4 separate regions of the Mus musculus genome follow, and all the other regions are linked to region 2. The links are chromatin loops, found by intact Hi-C in ENCODE. Cell type or tissue: left cerebral cortex. All regions are shown on one strand. Links, peaks and the distances in the headings refer to the core of each region. The heading gives the core; the rest is flanking DNA.

Region 1 (8,007 bases), core at 2,085-7,084, 75 kb before region 2:
AAGACCAATCTCGGCTAAAAGGTTATACCTTTTAATAGCTGAATAGGCTGCCCCCTTAGACATACCTGAGAGCAGAGAATTTATTATATAAGGTACAATCTCATTGGGTATGCAAGGTAAATAACCTCATTAAGAATGGACTCTGAAGGAGATACAGTGCTATTCAAATAGGGCAAAAAGGGGCCAACAAGGTAGAACAAAGGCAGTTATGGAAGTCAACCACTGCTTTTATTCTGTATTGAATAAAATAGATTATCAGGGCTGCTACTTAAAATCGAGACGAGGCCTGGGGGAGAGTCTTTTTTTTTCTTCTTCTTCAAAGCAATGGATTAGAATGTAGACTGTTGTCCATGCATTAATTGAATAATTTCAAAAAGGTAGAAAGGTTGACTCTCACAAATGTATCCTTAAAGGACTGTAAATGAAGACATTCTCTTGGGCATATGTTTCTCCAAATTGTGGTCATCCCCTAATAGATAACTTGATTACCAGTTTCATGTTTCCCATGCCTTGTCTTATGTTAGAATTTCTTTTTTTTTTTAAATTTAATTTTAAATTGAAAGTAGAGTTATCTTCATACACTATATTCTGATCAAAATTTCCCCCTCATCTCCTCCCCATCTCTTTACCCTGCCAACTTCATGCTTTCATTTCCTTTCTCTTAAGAAAACAAACAGACAAATAAAAAAGACAAGCAAACCAGGACAAAATGCAAAGAACAAATGAAGAAAGAAAATATGAGAAATACACACACGTGCACATACACAGACACACACACATACATTGAACATAAAAATTCAAAATTGGAAACCACAATATACAAGCAAAATAACAGTAAGGTTAAAAAAATGCCCAGACACAGCAATATGAGACAAAAATTAATCTCCAAAAATACCTTTGAGTTCATTTTGTGTTGGCCATTTTCTTTTGGGCATGGGCCTGCCCTTATATGTGGTTTGTATACCGAGTCAGACTCCCTTGGAGAAACTAAGTTTTCCTTTGTGAGTGGTTGTTAATTGAAGGTAGATTTAGAATTAGGAGTAGGAACTTGTGTCTACTTCCGCATTTCAGTGCTGGGGCTCCGTCTGGTTTGGACCTGTATAGGCCTCTTGCATGCTGCCTCAGTCTCTGAGGGTCATATGTGCACCAGGCCTGTTGTGTCAGGAAGGCACTATTTTCTCTGTATTATCCATCCCATCAGTGTGTCATGCAGGCATTGCATTAGGAGTAGGAGCTTGTGTCTACCTCCACATCTCAGTGTTAGGACCTGATCTGGTTTAGATCTGTGCAGCCCTCCCCGTGCCCCTAACCCTCCCCCTCCCCCTCCTTTTGCCCCTCCCCCTGCATGCAGCACAGTGGACTGGACACTGGTAGCAGGGTTGATATTTATCTTTCTTCTCTGCTAGTGTGCGAAGTACCTTCTAGTACTGTGAACACTAATCATTAGGGGGCGAAGGCTCTAGATAGGCACCAGCTCGATTTCACTGTGTTCATGGAGACATGTAGGCGTTTTACCATGAGTGTGTGGAGAGCAGCCAGTGGCCTTGGCAATAGCCTAAGTTGTTGTTTGGGAGTTTTTATGGTTCATAATGGAATTTTAAAACAGAGACTGCTTCTTTTATTGAGATAACAAGCAATAGTCTCTCACCTATTGATATTTAAATTTATTGTCTTCTATAATATCTATAATTATTTCTACTAACTCATCATTTAAAAGTTAAATTAGATCTGGCACATTGGCTCAGTGGGTAAAGGTATTTGCTATCAAGCCTGAGAACCTGAGTTTGATCTTTGGGACTCATATGCTAGGGGGAGAGAACCAGTTCTTGAAAGGTGCCCTCTGACCTCCACATGTGCACAGTGGTGTGCCCTCTGAAAGGTGCCCTCTGACCTCCACATGTGCACAGTGGTGTGCCCTCTGACCTCCACATGTGCACAGTGGTGTGCCCTCTGACCTCCACATGTGCACAGTGGTGTGCCCTCTGACCTCCACATGTGCACAGTGGTGTGTACATGAATCCGTGTGCGCACACAAAGAAGTGTGAAAAGAAAATTAAGCTGTGTTGGAGTCTCTTGAATGAAGCATTTCTAAGTTAGAAAAGCTAGTTCAATACTGGAGGTTATTTTGTTTAGGGTTCTTTCTTGTTTAGATTGTCAAAAAACTAATGCACATAAGACACTTAGAGATCCCCTGTAGCAAGTTACATAAGAACACAGAACTTCTAGCTATTAAGAGAGTAGCAGCCATGTGCTTAGTCTCAGAGGCACTTGCTCTGTGGTTCTCTGTAGCCTTTCAGCATTTCCTCTTGTTTCTACAAATCCCCCCAATAGTTCATTTTATTCCTTCATTCATACTGCCTATTCCTACCTATCATCTTACTGTGGTAGTGTATTCATTTGTTTCTCAATGTAAATATTATTTCTATATCTTTTAAATCAGAATGTTGGGTTTTGTGAGAATATATTAGTAGGTTTACTTTTTGTTGATTTCTTATTACAGATGTTTAAGCTTTGGGAGCTCTAGGTTTTCAAGTTTCTTTCCTTCTTTTTTTCAATTATTTAATTTATTTCTTCACTTTACATCTGGATCACAGCTCCCCATCTTCTCCCAGTTCCCATCTCACACAGCCCCTCCACCTTTCACCTCCATTTCTCCTCTGAGAAGGGGGAGACCCCTCTGGGTACCAACCCACTCTGGAACATCAAAGCACTGTAGGACTGGGTGCATCATCTCCCACCGAGGCTAGATAAGGCAGCCCAGTTAGGGGAATGGAATCCAGAGGCAGGCAACAGACTCAGGGACAGCCCCCGTTCTTGTTGTCGGGGGACCCACATGAAGACCCACCTGTACATCTGCTACACATGTGTGGGTAGGCCTAGGCCTAGCCTGTGAATGTTCTTTGACTGGTGGTTCAGTCTCTGAGAACCTGCAAGGGTACAGGTTACTTGACTCTGTTGGTCTTCCCGTGGAGTCCCTATCCTATTCAGGTCCCTCAGTGCTTTCCAAACTCTTCCACAAGACTCCCTGAACTCTGTCTAATGACTGTGGGTCTTGGCTTCTGTTTTGGTCAGCTGTTGGGTAAAGCCTCCAGAGGACAGTTACAACAGACTCCTGTCTGCAAGCATAACAGTATCCCTGATAGTCCCGGGGACTGGTTCTTGTCCTTGGCTTACTTCACTTGGTACAGTCTATCTATAGTCCTACAGATGCCATGGTTTCACTTTTCTTTATAGATATGTAAATTAGGGGTCTATATAAGTACAACATTTTCCTTATCCACTCCTCCATTTGGTGGGCGGGCCATTTCCTTGCTATTGCAAAAATGCAAATGCAAGTTTTCAAAATGCTCTCTAAAGGTCCTTTGGATTTCACTAGAATCTATGATAGCCTCCCATTTCACTCTTGGAATTTATCGTTGCAGAATCAACACTTTGATGGATTGTGTGTGCGTGTGTGTGTGTGTGTGTGTGTGTGTGTGTGTGTGTGTGTGTGTTATAGTAGTTTCTGCTTGGAAACATATTTCTTGACGCCTACTGCTTTGAGGCTTGAAAGTTTTTCTAGGACTCCTGGCCAAAGCATGAGTCTTTATCTGTGACCCCTCTGCCATAATGCAGGCTCCCACACTCTTACAACTGCGTTTGCTGTTCCTGCCTGTGTCTCACAGGTTCCGCTAAGCTACATTTCATCCTCTTTAAGTTCCTCCACAGTTTCTTCAACAATTCACTGGCTGTTCAAGAGACGAGTTCAGCCTGCATGCGCTTGAGTATTTTTTATACTCTTAAATCCTAGTTTTATTGCAGTATAATCTGATAACATCGAGCAACTTTTTTGACCATCTGTGATTTAAAATGTGGTCTATTTTGGAGACAGCGCATGGGCTATTGAGAAGAGTGTGTATTCTGTAGCGTTTCCCTGGGATATCCTTTACATAGCCACTAAGTCATTTCCTCTGTGGTGTGGTTTTAACTCGGAGATTTCCTTGACTTTTGTTTTAGAGGACCTATGTAGAATTGAGAGCACCACCCACTGTTATTATATCAGAATCTACTGACCTTTTATGTGCATTAGTGTCTGTTTGGTGCACGTGTATTTAAAATGGTTATACCGTCTCCATGCATTTCATGGAAGCTGAGAAGTTCCATAAAGCTTGAGTCTTAGTGTAACGCTCATAGCTCACACTCCTCAGCCCTCCCCTTGCCAGTGAATGAGAGTGTGTGAAGTACTGCTCAGGAGTAGAAAGGGCCCTTTTCTGAACTTTCTAGCAACCATTACAAGCACTTCTTGGTGCTAAGAATATAGTTAGTTGCCCAAATCTAGGGAAAATAATTCTGAAATAGAATCTTATTTTTGTTCCCTCTTCACGGTCCACTGTCCTAGCACTCAAGACTCTTGCTCTGTCTGCTGATGCTTTCATAATTAAGAACGTGGAGCGATTGAACTCATGTGATCCAGTGTGATTTTACCTCAACACAGATGTAGTCTTCGGAAACACCTGATATCTAAAGGATACCCTACATGTGACACACTATGTTAACACGCCTGAATTAAAAATCAATGCATTATAAGAGACCTACTAAGGCAGTGACTTAACCCAAAATGGCAGCTATAACGGAGCAGGGTAACTGTGGCCCCTTCAGGGATCAGCCGTATGATTTTTTGCAAATACGCTGGAGGCCGAGACAAAACAGATGGTGTTGATATCTCAGAAGCAATCCTATTTTACATCTGCTTTTGTCCATGATGACACGTGGAGCGACAGATAGGCAGTAGATGCATGAGTGTGGCCGTGTTCCCTTTCTCCGGAAAAGAGTCACCATGCAATCTTAGGTGAGCTGAACAAAATTTCTTTGTGACAAAGTCACAAAGTCAGCCTGGAATAGTGAGATTCCCGTGAAATTAAATTGATCCTCGAATTATTGCCTAAATGATAGAACAGTAGAAGCTTAAGAAGATATTAACGTTAATGGGAATGGCTCAGCCAATGCCGTGCAAGGCCAGCTCTGAAATGCGCCAGGCATGTTACAGAAAGCCATTATGCTCATCTTTTCGTAGATGCATGGTTTGTTTTATTCTAAAAACATTTGAGGTTTAAAGTTTTTATACCAGGCTTTATGAACAAGAGTGTAATGGGGTTGAAAACCAAAGGACTGCTCGCCACTGTGCTCAGAAATAGAAGGAGGAGAAGCTTTAGCCAAATGGTGTTCATTTGAATCCCCTTTGCTAAAAATCCAATTTAATTTTTCGTCACTTGTCTCATTAACCCCAGATTTAGAGAAATTGAACGCCGTTCGAATAAAACGAGACTGATAATCCAAAAATATTTTTAAAGGGTTTGGCTCTCGCATCGATCTTCCCTTAAATCTTTCAATTACATCTTCTCACATTATCAAACTTCTTCATGCAGTGTATCTGTTTTTATCCCTAAGTTGGAATCCACCTGTCTTAAATGTGTACGGAGCTTTTATTTATGCTTTGAAACTATGGTAGATAAGAGGAATAAGTGTTTCTGATATTATGTTTTGTCATCCCCAGCTAAGAAGATTGAAATCCTGAGAAACAATTTTCTGTAGAAATGAAATCGTATGCCCTCTGAACCCTTCGGGGAAAATAGCCTTTGTGTTTGCTCAGAATGCGAGACAGGGAAACAGTACAAACGCAGCAGCCATCTGAGCCATGCCTGTGACATCTCTGTCTGGGGTGCCTGAGTGATGCTTCAAAAAGATTTGGGGTTGGTTTGCTTGCTTGCTTGCTTGCTTGCTTATTTATTTATTTATTTATTTATTTATTTATTTATTTATTTATTTATGAAATCACTAGTAAAGATAATACTGGTACAGTCTTGTTGATAGGATAATTTTCAAATCAGATATTTGTATTTTCTGGGGAACTTGGGAGATTGCTTTGAAGCCTTTGCATGGATGGCTTCACAGAACACAAGGAAAGGAGTTTTTGGAAGAGCCCCATCATGACAGGATTTCTGAAGGCACGAGGAGAGCCTGGACTCCTGCTCATTCCAGTGTCCTCCAGTGAGCGTCCTGAAAAGGGAGGAAATGTTTTAAAAGACAACCCTGCAACATTATTAATGCCACAACAGCTCTATTTTTCAAAAAAAAGAAATAATTATATTTAGTATAAAGAATCTCTGCATATTGTTCCCTCTTGTTCCTAATAAAATGTTATCTGGCTAAATGATGGTTGTTTTTAGGTTAAAATAAAATTTTGATATTAAAATATAAGGTTACATAATATATAATAAAGCATATGACAGTGTATCTATTGGTATTATTATCAGACCTTCCTTAGATGTAGGAAAAATGGTCTTTTAGATTTACATTTATGAATCTATTAGACAAATTATTTGAATCATACAAATAATATTTTGAAGTTTTAAAAAATATTTTTATTTCATGTACATTTGTGTTTTGTCTACATATATGTCTATGTAAGGATGTTGGATCCCCTGGAACAACAGTTACTGACAATTGTGAGCTGCCATGTAGGTGCTGGGAATTGAATCCGGGTCCTCTGGCAGAGCAGCCAGTTCTCTTAACCACTGAACCATCTCTCCAGCCCTTTATTTTGAAGTTTTACTTTGTAGGTAAACTATATATAAAATGTAAATAGTATATAACTTAGTAAAAGTACAAGACAGTTTCATAAATAATGAAAGAAAACACCTATCTTCATTTCTATATCCAATACCATTTTAATGCCAAGTGGTTTTTAAGCTTAATTACTCAGCTTAATCAACAACATTGGCTCTCAGTGTTTGGCTCACTCCAAAAGTCTAGACTCATCTCCAGTGGTAAAAACTTGGTGCCATTATGAATATTCACAGAAATAGGTGGTAATCTAGGAAGACTACCTCCAAATAGAGTTCCGGTATTGCTTTGAGAGATCACAGCCTCTGAAGACTAAGGGCATTGCTGTAGACTAATGACTTTGAAGGGAAAAAGTATACATGTGGGGTTTACACTCTGCCATGTTTAGTTAAAACTCAGTTTCTTTATTATGGAATTGGAACTTATATACCATTTGGACTCAGAATGTATCTTTCGCAGATTCTTTAAGAACTTGGGCTATTGGGAAAGTGCTATGGTTTTTAGTATATAGAATTACATAACTCAAAAAGTCCTGGCAGCAGAGAAGCCCTAAAGCCCTAAGAGCTTCAGATGAAGTTTGGCAACAATAACTGAATGTTCAGTTGCTAATCACATTCATGAAAGAGTTTCCTGATCAGTTAGTTATCTGCATATCTATATATCTCAGTATATATATATATATATATATATATATCATCTATGTATGTATGTATGTATGTATGTATGTATGTATGTATCTATCTATCTATCTATCTATCTATCTATCTATCTATCTATCAGGCATCCATTTGTCCATTTATCTATCTGTCCACCTATCTATCCATCCATCCATCCAATGACAGCAACTTTTTTATAAAAAATATTATTTTTTGTATGTATATGGCTCCTTTATGTCTTTTATGACTTTTCTGTATGTATAATTACTCTTCTATGTCTGTGTTAGAACTTTTTTTTTCAACTCTAAGTGGCAGAAGTTAAATTAGTTTAAGAGAAACGAGACTATTTTAGAAGACCACAGAGTTGCCTCATATGCCTTAATTCTGGCAGAAGAGGTACAAGACTTGAGCTCAGGGATAATAGCATCGAGACATTCATCGAGACATTCAAATCCCTTCAGAACTGTTCTCTCCAGTTTCCAGCTATGTGTCTCTCAGCCTGCTGGCTTTACCCTCAACAGTCGTACCAACAGTTATAGGCAGTGTTGTCTACAGGATAGAGGAAACAGACAATAATGGCAACCAAGCCAACCTGCAACACAATGAAGTCCATCAATTACCATTTCAGTTCTAGTACTATGAGTCCCAGATACCAAGGAGGTCTTGTGTAAACCTGGCTGTCCCTAGACTGAACGCATGTCTGAGAAGGAACTTAGGGTAGTGTTCTCAAGAGAATGGAAATTTTGAG
Region 2 (8,007 bases), core at 1,217-6,216:
ACACTTGGGGGGACTGGAGGGAGGAAAGGGAAGGGGAAACTAATATAATTTTATTTTAATTAAAATGTATGAAATACATAAGATAAAGTTTGGAAAATATGGTTCCATATTAATCCATTTACATTCTTTCCCTTTTCCTTTTACCCTGATAAACCTGATTCTAAACAGGTGTCTTTAAAAATACTCTTTAAAATGATTTCATTCTGCTATCTGCCCGGACAGGTAGGAGGTGAGAGTCACCGCTTCCTGTCTGTGGTGTCACCTGCAGCCTGAATCTCTTAAGCTTTCACCAATCTTATTTTACAGAGAGCCCTAATTTTGATAGGCAGTTTAAACAATGCCCTTACCATCCTGACAGTTGCCATCCATTGTTCTGAAGGTTCTGGTTCCCTCAGCACCCTTCAGAACTTGAAGCCTAGAGGAACATAGGCTGAAAACCAAACCAACCCTGTCCGTCATATACCTTAATGTCTTCAAATAGCAATGAAATTATTTTACCCCATACCCCAAATTTTGCAGCAATGTGATTTACTAAGAACTTACAAAAATGATTCGCCCACAAAAGCGAGTCTTCACACATACTTTCACTCCAGACTAACTCCAATCAACCGCTTTGATGTTCCTCAGTATAAATAATAACGCTAAAAGGACAAACTCCCTAACGCTGATTCTCAATCACATTTGATGTTATGGAAGATAAACTTGCCTCCTTGTGAAGGAGCTAACTAAACACAAGGTCCCAGAGGAGCTGAACGTTGTGCAAATTTCTGAATGAATCTCTCAGGATTTGTTTTTAATCTGAATATTTAATAGCGTGGCATTGCAGAATTTGAATTATACTACTCAATTTTAATGGTTAATCTGCTTTAAAAAAATACACAAGCTTAATTGTGACATACGAAAGTCCTTATTTAGGGTAGATTTCTAATTTGAGTGCTGTCGGCCCTGCTGCGTAAAGAGTCTCCTGGGTGCTGGTTTTTAAGAGAGTGTGTGCGCCTTTACATCTCGTCCTGAAACAATTTCTCTTCTCTGCGTCGGCCCCAGCCTCCACACAAGCCAGGAGCAGACAATAGATCCAGCCTAATGGAGTTGTGTACTCGCCATCTGTAAGAGCAGCTGCTAGCCCGCATCTGCACAATATGCTGGGACTGAGAGCTCCGCTAATCTGCATAATAAGGAGGAGGCTCATTCCACTCCAGCTAATAATCGTGAGCAATGGATGTACTTCATTCCCTTACTGCGGAACCCAGCCAAGCCGCTTTCCTGTGCTGGGTAGACAAGGGTCAAGTGAGCCGGGATGGCCGGGAGCTAGGAACCATTCGTTTACAGCTTCAGGTTGCGTTGGTCCAGTGGGATCAGGGTTTGGGCTGTCTCTTGAGTCATGCCGTCATGAAATTAAAAATTCTGGGAAATAGGACAAAACACACACTAGCAAATGCTTTTGAAACAATTAGAGTATTTGAACAATTTGCATTTAAAAAATGTTCCCTTGGGGAAAACAAGAGTACAAGCAAGTTTGTGGATTAATTGTGAACTACTTTGAGTAATTTGGTTTTCATTGATTTTGTTTTAAATGGCTGTGCCTGGCTGAAGTCGGACCTCGAAGCTGTATTTGTGCATTAGCAAATCAAATTTCTGTTAATTTTCATTTATGATACTGGGATGAAATGCTGTCTCAAAGGCGTTAGCTCTGAGTAAAAATAAAATAAAATAAAATAAAATAAAAGATGGATGATTGTTGAAACAATAATTTTTTAGAATGGCCTAAATCAGTTTTTTATTAAAGGTTTTGCCAAAGTAGCTTAATTACGCTAGAAAAATCCCATGCTTCCGAATGAATATAACTTGATTCCATAGAGTTGATCTAAAGGCTAACACATTTGCACTTGATCTTAGTTGACCTAGATCAAGGACAAGGTTTTAAATCAGAAAGTAACTTGTGGGATTTATAATGCTTGATTATAAAAAGTAGTGAGACCATTATCTAATTTCATACAGAAAAAAAATATTTGCATAATTCACCAACCCTTATGAGGTACAGGGAAACGAGCTTTAATTTACAGAGTTGGAAGCCTAGGGCATCCGAAATAATTGTTGCCACTAGCAACCAAAGCAAGTTGCTTATGGTTCACCTCAGCCTTTTAATCAGCATTATGTGGTTAGCTTAGATCATATCTTCAAGGGTGATTTAGAAGAAAATTTTACTGAGTAATTCCCTCTCGGTACAATCAACATTACTGTTAGTCGGAGGTGGGTAGAGATGTTGGTGGGGAGTCTGTGCAGTTTAACCTGAGTGCTGGTTTCCACCCGTGTCACTGACTGATGCTCACAGTACCAAGAGTGAAGAAAAAAATGTCCCAAGGGAGCCGGAACACTCCTCTTCCTCTGTTCCATAACTCTGAAGCCCGTGGGTTTCTTCATGTCTTCCCATGTCTTCACGGAAAGAGAAATGATAGGTTGTTCCAGAGTGCTTTTACAAGCTTGTTTGTGGGTCTTTGAGGCAAGGTCTTACGTAACCCAGGCTGGCCTTGCATTCTCTAAGTAGCCAAGGATGGCCTTGCATCCCTGATTCTCTTGCCGACACCCCCAAAGTGCTGAATGATAGACATGTGCCCCCACACCTGGTTATGCAGTGCTGGGGCTGGAACCCAGGGCCTTGGGCGTGCTGGGTAAACACTACACCACCGAACTACAGCTTCTGCCCTTGTTTAAAACTATTGAAGGCCATTGAATTATAATCATAAAGAAGAAAATAATGGGTTAGTGTAGCTCCAAACATAGGGTGCCTTCATTAAAAAAAAAAAAGAGAAGAAGTCTAGTTTCCTTTTAGAAATTAGAGAAACAAAGACAATAGAAGAAAACAGTAATAGCATAAGCTTGGAGATTCGTTGTGGGAGGAAAGCATGTTGCTGAACTGAATTTTTTATTTAGGTTCTATTAATCCATTAGTGTTTATACAATGCATCCCTCTCTGTGAGTATTTGGGTCATTTATTTAGTTGCTAGGTGATTGTTTCTTTCTACACACTTAAATGGGAATCCTAAGAGAGCCAGAGATGTTCCTCCTGTATTCCCACCATCTGTAGCAAAGCAAACCCGTCATAAACATCACAGTGAATAACTGGTGAAAATGGTTCCAAGCCTCCCACCTCCCACGGAGCTCTTCCAGGATGTTCTAGTTGTCGCTTGGAAGCCTGGGTTCTGTTTTCAGGCAGTCTTCATGCCAAAATGTCCCTAGTTGAACTTAAAAAAAAAGAGAAACCCCAACAGACCACCACAGCAAACATATGTGTGTTTCTGGAGAAGATGTAAGACTTCCTTTTTCATAAAAGAAAACCAGAAAGTTTTGAGAGATGATTCAGCAAGTAGGAGGCTTGTTATGCAAACCTGAGTTTGGATCCCAGAATCCATGTAAAAAGTTTGATGTGGCTGCACAGGTCTGTAATCCCAGTGCCATGAAGGGCAGAGACAGGAAGATTCCCTGGGCTTTCTGGTCACCAGCCTAGCTCTGAGTTTAGTGAGTGATCCTTGCTGGTGCAAATAAGGCAAAAGTGATAGATCCGGGTATCTGCCACCCTCTCTATCATTTTATCTTTGTGATGTTGTCTAGGGTAGCAGGGTTATATTTCAATTAATCACAGCCTACTTCCAAGTCTTTAATGTAGGTCCCGCTTAACCGATTTCCCCAATGTACTACTTCTTGCTTCGTACTCAACTGTCCTCGGTACTTGTGATGGCTTGAATAGGTATGGACCCAGTAGACTAATGTGTTTGAATGCTTGGCCCATAGGGAATGGCACTATTAGGAGATGTGGCTTGGTTGGAGAAGGTGTGGCCTTGTTGGAGGAAGTGTGTCACCAAGGAGGTGGGCTTTGAGGTCTTCTATGCTCAAGCTATGCCCAGTGTGCTCACAGTCTCCTGCTGCCAACAGATCAAGCTGTAGAACTCTCAGCTGCTTCTCCAGCACCATATTGGCCTGTATTCTGCTAAGCTTCCTTCCATGATGGACTAAACCTCTGAAAGTGTAAGCCAGGCCCAGTTAAATGTTTTCCTTTTATAAGAGTTGACTTAGTTGTGATATCTGTTCATAGCAATAGAACTCTAAGACAGTGATGTTGCTGTCACACTTTGATTCTGTACATATTCAAAATGTCATATACATTGCTAGTTTTTAAATCACTCATATGTATTTCCATATATCTGTTGCCCTTTTAAGTCCAAACTTCTATCTCACATCATTTTTTCGGAACTGGTGGTGAGAAAAAATTTCCAGCTTGGTTTGTCTGAGAAGGTCTTTGCATTTTGCTTTTGTGTTTTCTTGATGGTTCTAGAAGTGCAGGTTGACAGCTGTCATTTCCCATTGCTTGAAGACCAACGTCCTGGCCTATGTAGTTTCTATCAAGAAGTATTATATGTTTACTTTGACCCTCCATGGGAACTGGCTCATTTTTCTCAGGTTGATTTTATAATTTTCATTTTAGGATGGATTTACTATAACTTTATGTGAGTGTGAGGGAACTATTAAAACCATGGTTTTGTATAAGTCCCTTCTCTTGTAAGATAAGCAGGGAGGGGAAAGGGTGGGGAAACTGTGCAAGGTGAAGGAAAATTGACCACTGCTGTCATTAGAATATGAGGTCATGTTGGGATGAGCACCACGGTTCAGAGAGGGAAAATGGCCTTTCCCAGATCATGTATCTTACACTTGACAGAGCCAGGGCTGTGGTCCTGGAAGCCTTGACACTGCTTCCTTATCCTCAGGGCTAGCTTGCTAGACTAAATAGTGAGTGCATGTTTAAGTTGATGAAGAATTGCCTGTTTTCCACAGTGGTACAACCATTCGCATTTCCACCAGCATAGATGGGCGCCCCAGAAGTTGTGTCTTCACCTGCACTCAGTGCTGTCTGCATTTTATTAATCTCAGCCATGTTAGTAGATGTGCAGAGGTTTCTCAACATGGCTTTAATTTGCATGCCAGGGGCTGACCCTGTTGACTTACACTTATGACTTGGTTGGTAAAGTAATTGCTCTAGCCTTTTGCCCATTTCAATCGTTCCGTTTTCATACTGTTAAGTTTTGAGAGCCATTTCCACATTTTGAGCCCAAGACTGTGGTGGTTTGAATGGGAAGTATACCCAGAAGTTCATGTATCTGAACACTTGGTCCCCGGTTGGTGCAACTATCTGGAAATATTATGGAACCTTTAGGAGGTGGAATCTTTCTGGAGGAAGCACATCACTGGAGACAGGCTTTTAGGTTTTTATTGCTTGCCATTACACCCTGTCCTTTCTTTCTGCTTCCTGTCTGTAGATCAACTGTGATAGCTCTGCTTCCTGATTGCCTGGCCAACACTCATACGCCAGTGGCCATGACTTTGCCATTGTGATGAACTCTCTCTTTCTCTCTCTGTGGAACTGTAAGCCAAAAGGAACCCATTCTCCCCTAAGCTGCTTTTTGGCAGAGTATTTTATACAACAACAAAAAATAACTAACGCAAAGGCCTTTGTCAAGTATGTGATTTATCTCTTAATTTTCAATGAGCAAAAGTTTTTAAATCTTGAAGTTCACCTTTTTTTCCTTTATGGGTCTTGTTTTGTTTGACATGTCTAAGGGTTCCTTAGCTAAGCAAACATAAAAATTTTGTATTCTTCTGGTAAATTTTGTAGTCTTTCATTTTACCTTTAGATCTATGATACAGTTGGAGCTAATGACTACATGATATGAGATTTAGCTTGATGCTCATTTCTTTGAATATGAATGACTATATATTATAGCATTATTTGCTGAAATCTGTATTTATTGATCAGCTAACAGATACATGCATAGTTTGAGAACAGTGATCATACTGAAAAAACCAGCACTTTTGACCTTTTTGGACAACATCCTTTTGCTGGTCCACAAGTCAGTATGACAACCCATCAGTCAAGCATTTCATGATTTAGTCACTCAACAAGCACAGACTAGGCTTGCCTTACGGCTGTTATCAGACAAAATGTCAGGGTTTCAAAAGGGCCTGGAGCATGGTTGATTTTGCTCCAGGATTTCATGGTCTGTACAAGGAAACGAAACAGGCCAAACTTACTGTATCTATTGAGACCAAAAAAAAAAAAATTCCCTTTATGATGACTTTGGGATTTCTTTATTTCATTCTTTGTTTAATATCTAATCATTACTTGTATGCATGCCGAACTTGGTTTTACTTCTTGGCCCAAAAGTCATTGCTGTACTCTCTAGTCTCATAAAATCCTTAGAGGAGTACAGTGTGTGAGAGAAATTGACCCTGAATCCTGCTCATGGAAACAAGGATGCTTATTATCTGTGTAAACATAACCGGATTCAAGGCTTGGATTTTTATAAAGTGGAATTTCTTAAAATGAGGCATAAGTACACTACAACCATCACTCCACTCCACGTGAGATCAAGATCAGGAATCCATGTCTCCTAAATGTACTGTGGGTGAAGGCAAAGCTGCATTCTGTGGGTCATAGGCTCCTAGGACTTTAGTGGTGTGTGTGTGTGTGTATGTGTGTGTGTGTGTGTGTGTGTGTGTGTGTGTGTGTGTGTGTGTGTGTGTGTATGTGTGATATGCTACACATGGGGAGGTCAGAGGTCCACTAGTGGGAGTTGGTTCTCTCCTTCCACAGGGATTGGATTCAGGTCATCTTGGTGGCAAGTGCCTTTTACCTGATGAGCCATTTCGCTGGCCCTCTCTAGCTATTTTTAATAAAATCATGGTTAGGATGATACTGGGAAACAGAAAGTACACACATTGTTTAAAGACTAAGTAAGTAGCTGCTTTTGAGAGGATGGCTATAGATATTTAAGATCTCGTATTCCATCATGAAGCATGCTATCCCTCCTGTTTTTAACCAGAAAGCCTTGCACACCTTTTTTGAGGGACACTTCCCAGCTCTCAGTTGAATGCTGGGGTAGTATGGGCGTTGACTATAAGGATGGACATGTAGTACCCGACAGCTGGGCTTGCCATGCCTGACTTTGCTACTTTCCCTACAGTGTCTACTTTATGTATTATGAGAAGCTAGGAGGGGCTGGCTTATAACATGTAACAACATAGTAAGAAAAAGGAAGATAAAATGAATGGTAATGATAGTTAACATTAATTGTAGACTCACTGTGTACCAGGCACTCATATTCTCTGTACAGATTAGCACACTCAGTTCCTGAGACAGTCCTGTGAAATGGAGATCACAGACATCTATCTGTTATGGATGTGAGATGTGATAGTCATAGCCTGAGATAGACCTAGTAGTCTTTGTGTCATCTTTCTCCTTAAATGTGTCCTTAGCTCAGTGACATGCTCATAACAACAGAACATGGCAATAATGATGGCATGCCACTATATGGCTAGACTATGACTTATGTCTTGGGGTCTCCCTTGCCAGCTTACAAAACAAATCATTGTCTTGGCAAAGGTCTGTGTGTAAACAATTACAACTATTTTTCCCACAAAAAAGCAGACTTTTTTTTAATACCTTAAACCATGGCTATCCTCAGCAAGATGCCTACAACCACAGACCTGTGACACAGTCTTTAAGCTGTCAATGTCCACTTCTAAACCAAGTCAGCCTGACAACCTTGGAAGAAACAGGATGGGAGTGAGTTGGAGGTGGTAGGGAATTCTTCTCTTAATCCCTCAAATGACACCCTAGGTCTGGCTGGTCCCTTGACTGAGTCTTGTGAGGAAGATCAAGGTTGAGGACCCTGTTGAGCAGAACTGGATTCCTCACACACAGAGATTGTAAGACAGGAAGTGTACATGGCCTCAGACCGCCAAATCTGTAGTGATTTGCTACACAGTGTGGCGATTTGAATGTGAATGGCACCCAGAGGCTCAGATGCTTGGACACTCGGTTCTCAGTTGTTGGAACTGTTTGGGAAGGATTAGGAGGTGTGGCTTTATTGGAGGAGGTGTCACTGGATGCAGGCTTTGAGGTTTCAAAAGATGTGCATCATCTCCAGTGTCCTCTTTGCCTTGTAATTTCAGATC
Region 3 (8,007 bases), core at 1,742-6,741, 120 kb after region 2:
ACACCTTGCTGTGGCTTTTCCAAACCTTTGCATCTTGGAAGGCAGCCTAGGACCAGCTGGGTCAGTCTTCTCCAAGGCACAGCCCCACCCTTGACCTGACTTCTTGACCCTTACAGGAATGAGGTCCTCACGTCCTTACAAGAAAGGTGCTTGCCTAGTTTCAGTTGCTTGTGTTGGGTTGAGATTTGCCTGTCCCTGACTCCCATGTCTGATAGGAACCCACAAACAAGTGCCACCTTTTCCTGACAAGGGAGAGAGCAGATCTATGAGAATATCTACCATGACCCCCCTCCCCTGCCAGTTCTCTTCCATGTTCTGTTGGTGACAGCCTTACTGCTATGTTTATGCTGTGTTTTATCCATATGCATCTTAAAAGGTACGGTGAAATGAGAGACAACCCTGGACAAGGAACAGTAGGACAGTCACAGTGCCTAAGCCAAAGGGCTATGTAAGTGGAGACTCAGAGTGAAGACACTGGAGAGACCCTGACATCCTTATTCTGACTCTTCCCTGGGGTAAGCCATCTAGCTGCCTATTCTCCACATCAATTTTTGGTTTATAAAATGCTGTCAATAGAAATAAGTGAAATAATGTTTGTAATTTGGAACAATGCCTGCTATATAAAGCTATGTGCTACTTGTCAGCATATTGATATCCTCAGCAGTCAAATAACACCATTAGTTCATTATAAACTCTTAATCAAATAAGACCATGACCATTTATATCTGATCTATCAGAAATCAATGACTTTTCTCTCATTCCCATGTGTAATGTGTATATGGGACCCTGAATGAAGGACCACCTGACTTATTTTAGAATGCTAATTTACTGAGTCTTGGTGTCAGCAGCATCACAAGCCTAGCTTAGGGTCATTTATCTCGTCCATCACAGTACAAGGTAAGTAATCTATTTTTCTGGAATTAAGATGGTCCCTTTGCAGAGACTCTATGCTGACTCACCACTGAGAACTGGTGACATGTGGAGACTGGTTTGGCATGACTACTTTATAAAGTACATTTTGTTGTCTTCTTCTCAAGTCTCTTAAACTTCTAATGAATCACGTGACATGTGTGGGGTGGGGGGACTGGGTACGGTATGTGCGGTTACTATTATTACTGAGCCACCAGAACCCATCTAACTGTTTACGGACAGAAAGTGTTTGCTCTCTGGTGTGGCTGAATTTATCACCATGAAACTAATCATAGACATATAAACATACTTTTCTTTTGTTTCAAAACTCTTCTGTTTCTTTGCAGTAAACAATTTCTCATCACAAATAGTCGAATGAACAAGCAAATAAATCAACAAATAAAAATGAAAACCATACAGAAAAGCACCCATGGAGACCCCTGGTTATTTTGGAGGGATAAATAAAGGAAGTAGGGAATGGACAATGAAAATCGGGTTTGCTCTGCCCTGCCCCAGTGTCCTCTCGATGCATTGTATTCCGTTCTCTTTCTTTCTGAGGGACGCCCTGCTCTTCCAGGTGAGGCCTGACTGAGCCTTCCCTTGGCTTCACAAGGAGCCTCAGATGTTTGACCTAACCAACCTCCAAGTCTTTGGAGGTTTGTCCATCATAAATTTGCAGTAATTGTTTTGACATTGTTGACCTCTCAAAACATGAAAAGTAGGGCCCGAACAATGAGCAGGCTGTAATTTCATTAGGGGTTTGTTACATTTCAAAAGGGAATACAATTTTTTATGAAAAACAAAAGGAACCTTGTCATACTCTATTAAAGCGGTCTCTTAGCTGAAAATTGCCCGAGGACTTACAGGCTCCTAATTGCAACACTCTACCTCAGGTTTCATGTAATTTAAACGAATGAGTCTTGTAGCGAATGTCTCCTGTTTAAATTACTCAATGTCTCTTTCTTAAATTGCTCAAACTTAGTATTTTGACCTCCTTTCTTCAAGAGTTCAGTTCTGAGAACAGAAAATTCTGGGGGCTGAGGGGAGAATGTTTATATCTAAGGAAGTTAGCAAATGATTCATTTTTAAAGACACTAACTAGTTCACAATCTTTATTAAAAATGCCACACTGTTTGCGTAGAAGGAGGAAAAGGAATGTGTAGGCACGGGAGGGTTTTCTTCCCTTGCGTATTTCTCAGGGACGTAAGAAAGTACTTATTACAGCAACCCGAAAATCGGGTCTGAGGGCTGGTGCACAGCTAGCTGTGTATGAAGGGAGTAAATTGCCAGATTGTAAACACAGCTTGAGTCGCTTCTTTCTTGACGTTTGAACTAACTTAAGTCCCCTCGGGATCTGACTTGAGTTTTGGCAAACTACAGCTTTAAGTTTTGAGAGATGAAAAAGAGAAAAGAAAAGAAAAAAGAAGAAGATATCACCTAACAATGTCTCCTCTTTAGGCAAGTTGTTGTGAAGTTGGTCATCTTAATGACGTGTGGTAAAAGAGCTGAGGAGAGACAGATGACGTCACCTGGCCCTTTCTGAGATATTGGATGGTGATGAACTTGTGGCATTTAGAAAGGGCTCTCTGAGCTTAGTCAGACTGGGATTCGAGCAAGCATGGGGGTGGAAGCAGAGAAACTGCTGGTAGTTATTAACTTCCTGGTTATCTCTGAAACTGGGTAAAGAGATTATAAGGGAAGAGAGAAGGGGAGAGAGGTCCAAGGAGGAGAAAGGAGCAGGGAAGAGAGGAGGAGTCGGGATTTCTCAGTTTACAGTCTTCTGTACGTTTTAGGGTCTACTGGTTATTTTATCATGCAAACCTTTACTTACACCACCAAGTCCACCTCATGTCATGGTGAGTCTCACTAGCTGCATTAATATCGTGAAAAAAAAATGTACTGGGGTACGTGCCTGTGACTCTACCGCTTAGGAAACTGAGCTGGGTAGATCATTAGCTCCAGGACACCCTAGGTTGTCCAGTGAGGCCCCATCTCAGCAGGCGGAGGAGGAAGAGGAGGAAGAGGAGGAAGAGGAGGAAGAGGAGGAAGAGGAGGAAGAGGAGGAAGAGGAGGAAGAGGAGGAAGAGGAGGGAGAGGAGGGAGAGGAGGAGGAGCAGGGGGAGGAGCAGGAGGAGTAGAAAGAAATAAATTTTTTTTAAATGATGTTAGGTCAAGTCCACTAGTAAATAATAATATTTTAATGTGATATTTTTGTATTAACAAATATTTCAGCAAGAGTTCGACATGTACATGGCAAGAATCTAAATTTCTTACATGTACCAATTAATTTAGTCCCCATAGCAACCTCGTAAAATAGGGATTTTTTGCTATCCTCACATTTGAGGTGGAGAAGCTAAGGCATGGGCAAGTTTACAAACTGGTGTAGTCGACACAGCTCTGAGGTCAATGGGACTGAAACAGTTTGCCCTTTCTGCAGCATGAGTCTGGATTTTTAAAGACGTGTGGTCAGTCATTCTCTGGAACTGAACGTCATTTCCATCCCAGACGGACTCCACTAGAGTCATGTCCTGCTGTGTCGCCCTGGTGGTGACAGTAATTAACAGCCATGTCTGCATGAAGGACAGTGGTGAAGACCGTAGCTTTCTCATTGTCTGTGGAGAACTGAGACAACAGCAAAAAAAAAAAAAAAAAAAAAAAAAAAAAAAAAAAAAAAAAAAAAACCCCACAGGGCAGACTTGTGAAAGACGAATAGAATGTGTGTTTTATCTGCTCATTTGTTCATCTACCAAATTCTCACAGAAGGTATCTCATGTGCACCTGGCATCCTCTTCTCTCCACCGTAAACAAGCCAGGCCCTTCCTGCATCGCTTGGGTGTCTCAGATACTTTCCTCTCTAGGAACTCTTCCCCACCCACCCTCTTCTGGGGTTAAAAAAAAAAAAAAAAAGAAAGAAAAGAAAAGAAGAAAAAAGGTGAAAGGTGTTCCACACAGTCTACCTGTAAGAGCAGGGAGACGAAAGTTCCTGAGGTTATTTCAAAACCATACAAAGACATCCACGCACGGAACGCACGGCCCTGAATGTGCTCATCGTGTCCTCAACTACCAAGCTGCATAAGGACTTGCATTAAAACTGATGGTGGGGGAGGGGAAGCAGAGACGGAGACACAGTTCTTGAATTAAATGGATCCTCTCTAGGGGTGTGCACTTAAGGATGTAGTCAGCACAGCGTTTCGGTGTCTTTAGATCTTAGGAATGTATTTCAAGATTAATTATAAAATGAATTCTTTAAAATGGAAAAATACATCCATTTCCTAGTACTCCTGACAGCAGAGTGGTTAAGAAAAGTCTTGAAGCAAGCAGTTCAGTGGCTGGACCGCCACCTACTGGTCATTGTTAGCCACAACTGAGCCGTAGCTTAGGAAAAGAAGGTAAGAAAAAAATGCCTCGGGCAAGCCCTCTTTCTAAAGAAAATATTTTAATGCTTACACTGTGGTGAAATGAATGTTTTAAAGGATTAAGAGGATATGATTAGTGTCATTTCAAATTCCTCTACATGTTTTGGTAGTTTATGGAGGTCACACTGCTTAAGATACAAGTTTCACAGTGTTCCAAAAATGTATATATATGCAGGCCGTTTCAATCAGGTCAAACAGAGCACCGTCGCGGAAATTTATGAAAATGTATCCCAAACACAAACGCACCAACCTGAAGGTGTCAGCTTGCAACTCCAGTGTCCAATGTCCAGAAAAGAGAGAAGGTCTTTGTCCTCACACCTTTCTGTTTAAGAAGCTTTTGCAGATTTTAAAAATATATACATTCAAATATATACATTCAAATAAGGAGATCAAGTCAAGAACATCCCCAGTCATTTCTGAAGGACCCTGAACTGGCAGAAACCTGTTCAGTTAACACCGAGTTTAACATCTGTCAAATGCTCACAGTTCAGGAAGACGTGTGATTTTTTTCCATGTTTCTCCTAAATAACTGAATTCCTCATTGTCGAGTGATAGTGCATTCTTACAAATGACAATGTTCCCTACTGCTTAAATGTAGAATCCTGGTGGAAACTTCACAAATGTTATGGAGTCCTTCGTTTCTAAATGGCACTTCTTTAAGTCTTTGTGCTAAATTATACATGTAAGGAAAAATTGCAGAGTGTTTATCATTGTTGGTAGGATGCATAAATGTATATGCTTTTGCAATTTCACATGAGTTTATAGATTTTTTTCACTCATACTAACATGTGACTTTATTTATTATGTTTTTAGGGCATAAGGGAAAATCAACCTAGACTAGTTGGGTTTTATTAAACTATGCTTCCTACTAACGCTATGCTATAGCTTTCAGTATTAAACTATGTCAGTGAATTCTAACAACCCAGCCATTCTCAGCTAACATGTCTCTTTTCCTTCCAGGGCAAGGTAGGTTTAGAGAATACCACCTTCATTTGTTAAGATAATCTCTTCACAAAAGAAGACTAAAACTCCATTTTATTTTTTGTGATAATAGCATTTTTCCCTGTACATAAAAAGCCTTAGCAGATTTAAAATCACCATGATTAGACCCACCCATGCCCAGTCTTGAGATAAACATATTGTTTAGAATGTTTTTCTTTATGATATCAGTCACACAGGTATAAAACTAGAGGTCTGTGTTTGCCTTTATTTACAGCTACACTGATAAGATTTATAGAGATAGTATAAAATGATATTAAGCAACAGGAGTAAAGTTGATCAAATATTCACTTTCTATTTACAGCTTTTTTCCTTAGGTGAGTCCATTCAATAATGACATTAAACCAAAGCCAAAGAAAAATAACTTTACCTAAAAATACGGATGAAGAACCGAACCAAATAAAATTAAGCTGATCTCTTAATAAATGTCTGTTTATTGTTTTAAATTCTGCGTTTTTTTTCCTACTTTTCTGAATCATGCTGACGACGCATCTTAGAATACAAGCATATATAATAACTTGGACACAACCATTTTTATTTCTTTTGTGTGTCATTACTGAGAGATTGAAGCAAGCCTCACCTAAGTGTAGTGATGCAAAAATAATCGTATCCCAGTCTGGCTGCGCAAGAGCGGAGGCAAACAAGAGCCTCATATTAAAGTGCTTCTAGGTAGCTGACATGACACATCTAGCCAGACGTAAATAATGACAGACGGAAACTATCATAAGGTCTGTGAAGCATCAACATACCGCTATCATTTTCTCTCTAACCTTGCCTTGCTAGCAGCTCTCCGCCTTCCAGGCCGAGAGATCATTTAAAAAGCAAATCCTAATGACCCTGCCTAGTGTAACAACCGTCCGTCCCGGAGAGTGGCATCAATTTAACTCAGTTTGGGAACTCAGAGGAACAGCTATTGTTGACTCAAACACCCTAAACTCCAGTTCTCCACAGATCAATCCCCGCCCCCACAGTCTCCCCTTTTCCTGTTGCTATTTCCAAGCCTTAAGAAGAGATCATCCTTGCAGGTGGGGAAATGGCTCATCGCAGTTATTCACTTGGCATTCCGTATGTCATCTCTAAGATGTCACCTAGATTTTAGGACCAGCTCATTTGGTACAAAATGCTTTAAGTTTCCCCCTCCTTTTTTTTCATGTGGCATACATTATTTCCTGTATATTATGTATGCACAGGGTAACCGTGGATAAATAACATCCCTGTGTCCCTGTAGCTTAAGCGTAACACGGTTATGGTTCAGATAAACACGTCTGTACATGGCTGCCATAATCAATGTGGAATGGCAGAACAATTTTGCAGATGCATTCCTGGGAAGAGGGAAAAAAAATAAAAATAAAGGCTGTCTTGTCCAGATTCAACAGAATGTATTCTATTGAATACCTGAGCCCAAGTATTCACATGCTTTATTTGATAAGGCAGGAATGACTTTGCAAGCCAGAAGGAACTGAAGCTGATACACAATAGGATAATAGCATTATCACTTTGCAAATCAGCACGGAGCTGTCCTTGGGTGCCCGCAGAGGGGCTGGGGGGCTCCCAGAGAGCTTGCTGGCTAGAGGAAAAGATCAGGAGCTCAAGCTGTCTGCTTGTGAGCGGGAATGTATGAGAATAAATTGCTGGCAATTTCTTGTTTGGTTAAAAACCAGATAAGCAGCACATATGTGTTCTCACCATCATGCGAGGGGCGTGGGTAATCGGAGGTGGGGGTGGGGGTGGGGGCAAGAGAGAGTGAGGGAGTTTGCAATGGAAAGCAGCTATTGATCTCATTTCACAACACTTTAATCTCTAGCTAAATATCTTACTTACCTTGTAGGAAAGAGATGCCAAGTTGAAATAAATAATAAACACACAATATTTTAAGGACTTTTGAATTTTGCATGGTAATAAATATTAATGCAGTTTGTGACTCCCAAAGAAAATAGAGGGCACTTAATCCTGTTGTTGATAGCAGGTAGACTGAGTGTTGATTTCCCGGGGCGAAAGTGAAAAATGTACTATTTGGACTTAAATTTATATTTAATAAATAACTAATTTAGGATCTTGTTCTATATGCAAGGATATAATCACAAGGCATTCGCTTTTAAAAGGTTTCATTTATTCTTGTGAGCTTAATTATTGCGAGGAAACTGTGAGCAATTTGTTTTTTACCAGTGTCTGATTTCTGAGAATGGTTATTAAATATTAAATGGATGCATAATTCAGGCAATTAAGAAAGTAATCACACAAAGTAATGTAATGGAAGTTAATTATTACTGCATAAGCAAATAGTTCATTAATGCTAGTAGTTGCTCTGGCTGCATTCTTAATACATGCAGAACTGAAGCGTGGATCCTCTGTGTATTCCAGGGGCTGATAGGAAATGTGAAGCTGTACAGTCAAGAGCACCACTAATGAAAAGCAGAGGCAAATGAGGCCGTATTGACCCCTGACTTGTCCAGATAAGGCAGGATTATCATTACTTAGGAGAGTTTTGTTGAAAACAGCATGGCAAGAGCTGCTTATAATTTGCAGGGGGGGCAGAGGATGGAGGGAGGTTGGAATATGAACCTTGATGTAAAGAGAACCCCACAAGAATCCAGCTTGTTAAAAATAAAAGTCACCAATCTTGCACTCAACCTGATTTGTTTTTCTTTTTAAACCAACCCTTTTATTAAACAGCTAGAGTCAT
Region 4 (8,007 bases), core at 1,025-6,024, 69 kb after region 2:
TATTCCTTTCATTGTCCCCTGAAACGTAGCTTTAAGTCCTTTCGATTCTCTGGTACCATTCCACGTGCGTTTTATTGGATTATAAAGCTTGTAGCCATACCTGGGCCAGGTCTGTCTAGATCCTCAGCAGATACCAGGGCCAAGTCTGTTTAGCTTCTTAGCAACTCCCCTTGGCCAAGCACAGCATCTAGCGCCTGGAATGCATTCAACACCCACTTATCAAATGCACAAAATGCACTGAGTGCAAGTTGCTGTGGAATTATTGACACCTTCATCAGGGTCGTGATATATCTTTTAATGTAGCTTAGAACCCTGCCTGCCTCCACAATGCCCTATCAACTTCTTCTGATTTTAGCATGAATTTTTTCCTATTTTTCAAACATTTTCTTCTTTATGTTTTGTTATTAGACCCTTATGCTTTGTGTTTTTGAGCATCCTAATCTACTTTTTAAAATTTTAAAGTCAAAGATGTTTCAAAATTCAAAAAGATTTGAGTACCTTCATGGTAGTGCAAGTGGAAAATTCCTGTGACAATGTGACTTGTAGTCAAACACAGAGACACTAAAAAGACTGTAAATTTCAGATTATGTGTATAAGGAACATAAATTTAAATTTTACACTGGGCACTGGATCCATTCCTAAGATAACTTATTGTATCGATAGATGCCTTCCAAAATCAGAAAAATAACCGTTATCTGAAACCTTTCTGTTTCCATGTACGGTGTATCAGTGATAGCCATCCTGTGTTGTACACTCAATCTCTTGAACACCAATGCAGACCTTGTCTCTCATCTCCTTACTCCAGCTTTCAGGATTGTTAGGAATCCCTTTTTTGTCACCCTGTATATTAATTATCCTCTTCATACACACCATATGTAGACCACTAGATTTGCTTCCACAGCTTTGTTCAAACCACTGAGAAGGTGAAGAGGGACAGCTAGAAATGTCATGTTATATCCTACCTTGTGACACAGCACCATGTGACACAATACCTTCCAGCATGCCACTTAGCAATTATTGGAAATTTGGTGCCCATGGGGTCTCACAGACAAGCCTATTTGCCTGTCCAGTGATGTTTCAGAAGCCTTTCCAGGCAGGATTGCTTATTAGCATGATTTACACATCCTCGAGCATGCTTTTCTCTCTGTGAAACATTGGTCTTGGAAAGGGTAAGCTGAGATTGATTATATAGTGCACCTACAGGGCTTGCCTCCATACATGTGGTACCTGCTAAGTACTAGACACATGCTGTCTTCTCTGTCTGCTAAGTAGTCATTCCTCTTGGCCTCTTGTCACTGGGTTCAGAATTAGAAGATAAATTTACCAAGTCCTTATTTCAGGTATATTCCCCATACCCAACATCCCCACTCTTGACTGTTGGAAAAAGATATAATTCCATTCCCTAGAGAATTCCTTGTCAAACAGCCAAGAACTTGAAGAAGTTTCCAAATTCACGCACGCACGCACACACACACACGCACACACACACGCACACACACACACACACACACACACACAGAGAGAGAGAGAGAGAGAGAGAGAGAGAGAGAGAGAGAGAGAGAGAGAGAGAATCCCAGGAACATCTTTAGAAACTTGTTCTGATTCTTCACCTAGGAAAATCAATCCAAGTTCCCCCAAGTTAATATGCTAACTAACTTTAACGGCACTTTTGGGACCCTATTTATTTTTAGCATATTCTCTCACCTAATTGTGTTTTCTCAGGAACATCCAAGCCAGTCTGAGCCAAGTAACTGAGGGAAACTCAAAAGGAATTCATCTCTGAAAACCCACAATGTGGAAACCCACTTGTACCTAATAAAAAGGAGCTTAGATGAGAAATGCAAGGATACGAGGGATTTCGGGGTGCTCTCCTCTCCTCTCAATCTTAGCTGTCAAGCTCATGTCAATCTCAACTTCAGACACATTTTCACTAATGAAATACCTGCATATGCTCTCTGGATCAGACTAGAGTGCTCAGCATAGGTTTTAGCCATGAAGGTTCCCTTTAGCCAGATACAGACGTATACCCAAATTTTAGGGCAGCAAAGATATTTGTACTGCATTTAGGTAACTTTAAGTAGTTAAGTAGTTAACTACTATTTAACTCCTTTAAGTAGTTAATTCTAAGTAATTTTTTTGTGATAAGTTGCTCAGTCACTTCCCTAGTGAAGATACTTATTCAAATAGGGCTCAAACTCTGTGCCTTGGTCCAGGGACTCAGAACTACCCTGGATCCTAGGGCTAAAGGCTCTTCAAACTGCTTTCATGGTGACATTTTCCTAACAGTGTTCACATGCCTAACTTTACTGGACTGCACACTTAGAATTGAGTAAAATGGTGAATTTAATTACACACACACACACACACACACACACACAAACACACACATCACACACACACAAACACACACACATCACACACACATCATACACACACACACAAACACACACACAAACACACACACACACTACGCTAAATAAGTAAATCAGGACATGAAAAAGGTTGCAAAGAACAATATTATCCTAAACGATTTTAGGATAGTTGACAAACTTGAATATAAACAATGAAGTCATACTAAACATTTATTGTTATAATAAATTTGTATTAAGTTATTTGATAATTCTAAAAAAAACAAACAAGAAATTCTTAGGCAGAGAGACCTATGTAACATGCAAGTTCAGACAAAAGCATTTCTAGCTGATAAAAAAAAGTTTAGGGCAAATTAGGGCCTGAGAGGACTGAGCCTGTGATCACCCCTCAGGAAGGGAATCTCAGGTTGAGGAGGGTTAAGAGCTGAAGGTTATGGATCTGGGGCCTGGAGAGGGGTAATGGTTGTTTGTGAAACAGCCCCTGTGCCTGATGTGTCTGCTCTCAGTGTCTTATTTTACTATATCTCCATTTCCCTCCTATACTTCACAAAACCCGTCTATGTTAATGGAGAATTCTTTTGCAAATATGACCGTTTTCTTTTTTCTTTTGGACAAAACAAACGTGTAGAAAGATCTCTGAGTGACTTTTTTAAAAAAAAAAAGTGGAAGTAAATTAGAATTGTTTAAAAATATTTCTTTATGAGAGTGGGACTATATGAATGTGGGCTCAAGCAACTCAAAATTTATGAAAATATGGGTGTGGATTTTTCTAGTTTATTTTGTACTTAAAGAAAGATGGTCTGTGAATACTTTAAAAGCAAAAAATTACTCCCAAAGTTGTTAGTATACTAACTTTAAAATATTGACTATCCATTACAATAAGTCTTCAAATATCTCTACTTTCAATGATTTGCAAGCCTTTGTCCTTTACTGGCTATAATAGTTTTTATTTTATGGGATATTTCTTTTAAAATATTTTATAATTCTGACTGGGCTATCCCCAATTAGTCCAAATCATTAAATACTTTTATCTTAGGCTAAAATGTTTATTGCATAGCTTATTTTCAATGTTTTCTAGCATGTAGACTTTTCTTTTTGATGTAAGAAATTCATCTGGTACAGAAATTATTTAGAGGCGCTAAGGGAATAGATTAAGGAGAAAGTATCAGAGGTTAACAATGAAAAAAAAAAGGAAAGAGTAACTTGTATAGATAGACAAAAAGAAGCTTGCCTGAGAGAGGAGAAACCATAGATCATGCTTATTTTGGTAATTTAAGAAAGTAACAGTGGAAAGGAAACTAAGTAACAGACAAGAATGAGAAGAACAGCCTCTGCAGGCCAACCTTCTGTTGGAGAGAATTCCAGGGGAAAGTATTTAGCCACATTCCTGACTTTTCCCTGAGATATCACATTGCAGACCTCGTGTTCAGCCTGAGCAGCAGAGCACAGAATAGTGATTGCAATGCTGACAAGGGACGAAGAGGATTATATAATGCTTGCTATTGAAAACTGCAGTGCCGAGATGCCTTCCATCGGCACAGCTCCCATTCCCGATGCCAAGAAAGTCAAGAGGAATTCACACTCAATGCTCCAGTTGGTGCAGTGTTGGATAAACTGACAGATGTCGAAGCCTCGCTGAGCTACGTGGGCTGCAATCAGGACCATGTGGTTCTAAGAATAGGGTCTCTGCTCTCAAAAGTATATGTGTGCATACACACATGTACTGATTGTGTAACAGTACAGAGTTATGTCTGTGACAAAGATAGAATGGAAGGAAGAATCATCATTGTATGTAAAATTTCAAACTTACACAAAGGGAAGCAGCAGGAAAATTAACTCCCATGTTCTCCCCCCAAACCCTCACTGCTTCCATAAAGATCCATCCTCATTCTCTTTGGTTTTGAAATAGAGTATACATAATATATCTAAAAGTCTGTATTATTTTGACAGGCAGATCTATACCTACATAACCCACATAACAAATTTTATTTTAGCTCTCTGGGTTTCGCTAGGGATGTAAAGGGGTTTTAATTAAGAGGGTCCCATTTTGAGATCAAGAATGGCTGACACAATGCTGGTACTTTAGGTTAGTATCTGTTGTTTGGGGTTCTGTTGAAGAACAATAGGAGAAAGATAACTACACACACACACATACACACATACACACTCACACACACACATGTATACACACACAGGCGTGTGCACACGTATTGCATACCCACACATCCATACATGTACACACACACAGTCTGCCAGGGTTTGAATGCATCCATCAAAGGCTGTTGTGCTAAAGGCTCGTTCCTGAACACCTGCCATTTCTGGGCGGTGGTGGGACCGTGAGAAGGTGGAGACGACGGAGGAGTACTAGTGCAAGTATGTGTGTGGGGTTGTGGACAAGGGGGCTGTGGGACCATGGTCTCTTCCTGATTTGGTTTTTCTGTTTTTGCTTTCTAGAGGTTTGTTCTGCCATGTGCTCTCCACCACTGGCATTCAGCGTGCCCACAGACTGAGTCTACCTAACCTTAGAGAAAAGCATTTAAAACTAAAATGCCTAAAAATAACTCTCTTCCTTTCACCTGTTGACATTATGGACTGTGCCATTATACTGGCAGAAAGCTAACTGACTCAAAAGCTGAGGAGCAGAAGAAGGAAAGAAAAAAGTTCTGAAGTAAAAGATTTGGACCTGCATATCCTAAAAAGAGGAAAGGCATTCATAAAGAACACACACACACACACACACACACACACACACACACACACACACACAAGAGAAGGAGAGAAGGAGAGAAGGAGAGAGGGAGAGAACAAGAAAGGGAGGGAGGGAGAGGGACAGACAGACAGACAGAAAAAGAGACCTTATATTTTCATAGGCTCCATGAGAAAAAAGTGTTTTCCTCCTTCCTGGTTTTACTTAACTATTAGAGAAATTTCTAGACCATGTCTAAGAGTCTAGCCCTGCCATCAGTCTTCTAAAGCTACTACTCCTTCTGTTCAAAAGGCCCTGAGCGAATTTTGTTTGTGCTTCACAGAGGGTTTTCTGTGCCTGTCTCCCTTCCATCCTGTCTGCGCCCCTTTGTCACCAGTCCCCTGACTGTTCTCAGAGCGGCTTCCTGCCTGCTCACACTGCTGATCATTGTTGACATTCCCATTGCCCTTTGAATCTTATATGTGTTGAGAGAATAAGGTGCCCAGGTCTTATGCACACTCCAGGGGAGCCCTTTCCCTAACTGTTTCTCGAAGCGTTTTCCTTCACTTGCTCCATCTTCAGGCCAGTTCTCTAAGGCATAACACTCACTCCCAAATGTAGCCAAAGCACACTCTTCCTGGAGTGCATCAACCTCTACCTTTCTTGGGCAGGGGTTGGGGGGGGGTCTACCACCCTGTCTTTCCTCCAGATCTCACCCACACTGTCCTGACAGTTTCTTCATTTCCACCCTGGTGACTGAATTCAGTGGTGTGGTCCAGTGTGACTCTAGAACTTTCTTTCCTCGAGATGGCCTCTAGAGCTCTTTACCATGACTCTTGATTGGTGGCATGGACTGAAAACCAGCTTCAGCCATAGTTTTAAGAATGCAAAACAAGGGCATTTTTCTGTTGATAGATTGATTTTATTTTGCTGTTTGGGTTTTTATGAAGTACCAGATTCCCATGTCTGTGGGCCTCCCCCACAGGACACTGGCATCACTAAGCTCTAACAAAATTGTTTCTCATTTGTTAACTGAATATAAATCCCTTCAATGTCAAAGGATTCGCCGTCTGTTTCCTCAAGGTGGTGCCTGTCTTTGTAATTTGGAGGAAAGAAAATTTGCACATATGCACACACACACACACACACACACACACACACACACAATTGTAGAAGGACCAATACTGATCAGAGAGGTGTTATACATTGCTTCATCATGTTTTGTAAGCTCACACATGTGGTTTAAATGATTATATTTGTTCTATTAGGTCTAATCCTAGAACCTAAATGGTATTTTGGGGACTAATCACAACAATCACTACATATTTCTATCTCTTATCTATCTATCTGTCTGTCTGTCTGTCTGTCTATCTATCTATCACCGCATTCTCTCTCTGTCTCTCTGTCTCTGTCTCTCTCTGTCTCTCTGTCTCTGTCTCTCTCTGTCTCTCTGTCTCTGTCTCTCTGTCTCTGTCTCTCTCTCTCTCTCTCTCTCTCTCACACACACACACACACACACACACACACACACACACTCCCACCATATGGTCAACATTGGACTTTAAATTACTATGTAGCCCAGGCTGGCTTTTTGTCTCAACTTCTCAAGTGTGAGGATTACAGGAATATGCCACCACTCCTGGATAGCAATTAAAACCTTTATCTAGAGACTATATTTTAGATAAATGCACTTGGCCCAGTGGCGAAAATCACTCACTGCTCTTACACAGTACCCAAGTTTGGTTACCAGCCAAGAGAAAGAGAGAGAAAGAGAGAGGGGGAGAGAGAGAGAACAATTTTTAATAAGTGTTTCTTTATTTCTGTTTTATTTTTATATGAAATTCCAGAAGTTGCTTGATTGGTCAATATGTATTTATGCTATGCACAGGCTTTGCCTTTTGATCATTGGTTAGGTTTCTTCCCTCAACTTATTCAGCCTTTAACTTTCTGGACCAGAAAGTCTATAGCACGCTTTGGTCTATAGCCCCACAGAAACTCTCCTCATTCCTTGCCATTCTCTTCTTTTCCCCTTTGTTATTCTCAGCAAGTAACGTTGAGATTGATTTTTGTTCTTTTCCTACTTCTCAAAACTAGCATCGGCTCTTTGTTGAACTTAAAACACTGTTCCGGGTTTTGTATCGCGGACACGTCTCTCTTTTCCTCTCCACAAAAACAGACTTTCATGATTCTTAAACTTTAGTCTTCATGAGCTTTTTGTTTCCTCCTTTAAGAACCCAGTACAGTGACCCCTGCTCTGACTGTGAGTGCTAAGACTGCTGACAACTCTATAGAAACACATGGTTATGAAGTACTTTTGAATTGTGTATAAAATCCATGTTCAGTTTAAAAAAAAAACAAATAAATTTGCCAGCTATATGCCTTTAAGAGTCTGCTTTGTTTGTTCCCCTCCTGCAGCTGAGGACCAGTGCTGGTTGACTTTGGCTCTGGGGGGGGGGGCGCTGACAGGAGCAGATGAACCTTTGAGCGTGAACCTGGATGCTATTTGATGCTGAGATACCTTCATATGCTCCAGGAGCACACGAAGGATGAGAGCCTGGCATTGGTGTAATCAAGAGGTGAACTGCTGAGCTAGCTGGCAGGAGCTCCAAATCCCATGGCTAAACTACTCACCCACACTGTTCTGGTTTTTTTTAAAGCTGGATTCCCTTCTCCTTCCTGGTCAGAAAAGCTATACTCACAATGTGCAGAGACATTGGTCACCTGTATGTAATATGCCAACAATCAGAATCTGTCCAGGCTATTTTGTTCACAGTATAAAGTGGCCTCGTGCTGGTAGCAATACAGAAGCCATTTTTCATGTTTAAAAACAACAAAACTGATATTGTTCTGTCTCTAGTTTAGCGTTGTCCATAAAAGCACAGGTTATGATTCAAGTCTTGGGTTTCTCACCATCAAGGGCATTTCTCTTGATCATACTGCACAAAACAGCCA

The links. Hi-C counts contacts between places; a loop is a spot of excess contacts. Peaks named below come from ENCODE experiments on the same cell type or tissue, not always from the same donor. Only the 100,000 strongest peaks of a DNase experiment are listed, where the experiment ranks them.
Region 1: it touches region 2 in a loop (2.4-fold over the local background); 3 of 42 quality-filtered maps call a loop at or near these places.
Region 3: a loop joins it to region 2, with 2.5 times the contacts of the local background. A loop is called at or near these places in 2 of 42 quality-filtered maps.
Region 4: a loop joins it to region 2, with 8 times the contacts of the local background. A loop is called at or near these places in 2 of 42 quality-filtered maps.

The regions. Positions count from the first base shown.
Region 1 is chr2:74,495,667-74,503,673 of GRCm38, reverse strand. No RefSeq gene overlaps it. Among named protein-coding and RNA genes, the nearest start is that of Lnpk, 79 kb to the left of the region's middle. In left cerebral cortex, for the core only: no CTCF peak of the experiment used is centred there; DNase peaks (open chromatin) are centred at 3,222, 3,802 and 4,143.
Region 2 is chr2:74,420,090-74,428,096 of GRCm38, reverse strand. No RefSeq gene overlaps it. Among named protein-coding and RNA genes, the nearest start is that of 4930441J16Rik, 120 kb to the right of the region's middle. In left cerebral cortex, for the core only: no CTCF peak of the experiment used is centred there; DNase peaks (open chromatin) are centred at 2,502 and 3,187; H3K4me3 peaks cover 131 bases; H3K27ac peaks cover 1,351 bases.
Region 3 is chr2:74,296,698-74,304,704 of GRCm38, reverse strand. It overlaps 4930441J16Rik (RIKEN cDNA 4930441J16 gene), which reads left to right. Exons shown (of 5, transcript NR_040501.1): 3 at 377-515; 4 at 4,186-4,298; 5 at 5,629-5,765. Among named protein-coding and RNA genes, the nearest start is that of 4930441J16Rik, 7.0 kb to the left of the region's middle. In left cerebral cortex, for the core only: CTCF peaks have their summits at 3,456 and 4,258 (motif pointing left); DNase peaks (open chromatin) are centred at 3,435, 4,026 and 4,201; H3K4me3 peaks cover 536 bases.
Region 4 is chr2:74,350,665-74,358,671 of GRCm38, reverse strand. No RefSeq gene overlaps it. Among named protein-coding and RNA genes, the nearest start is that of 4930441J16Rik, 47 kb to the right of the region's middle. In left cerebral cortex, for the core only: no CTCF peak of the experiment used is centred there; a DNase peak (open chromatin) is centred at 3,949; H3K27ac peaks cover 785 bases.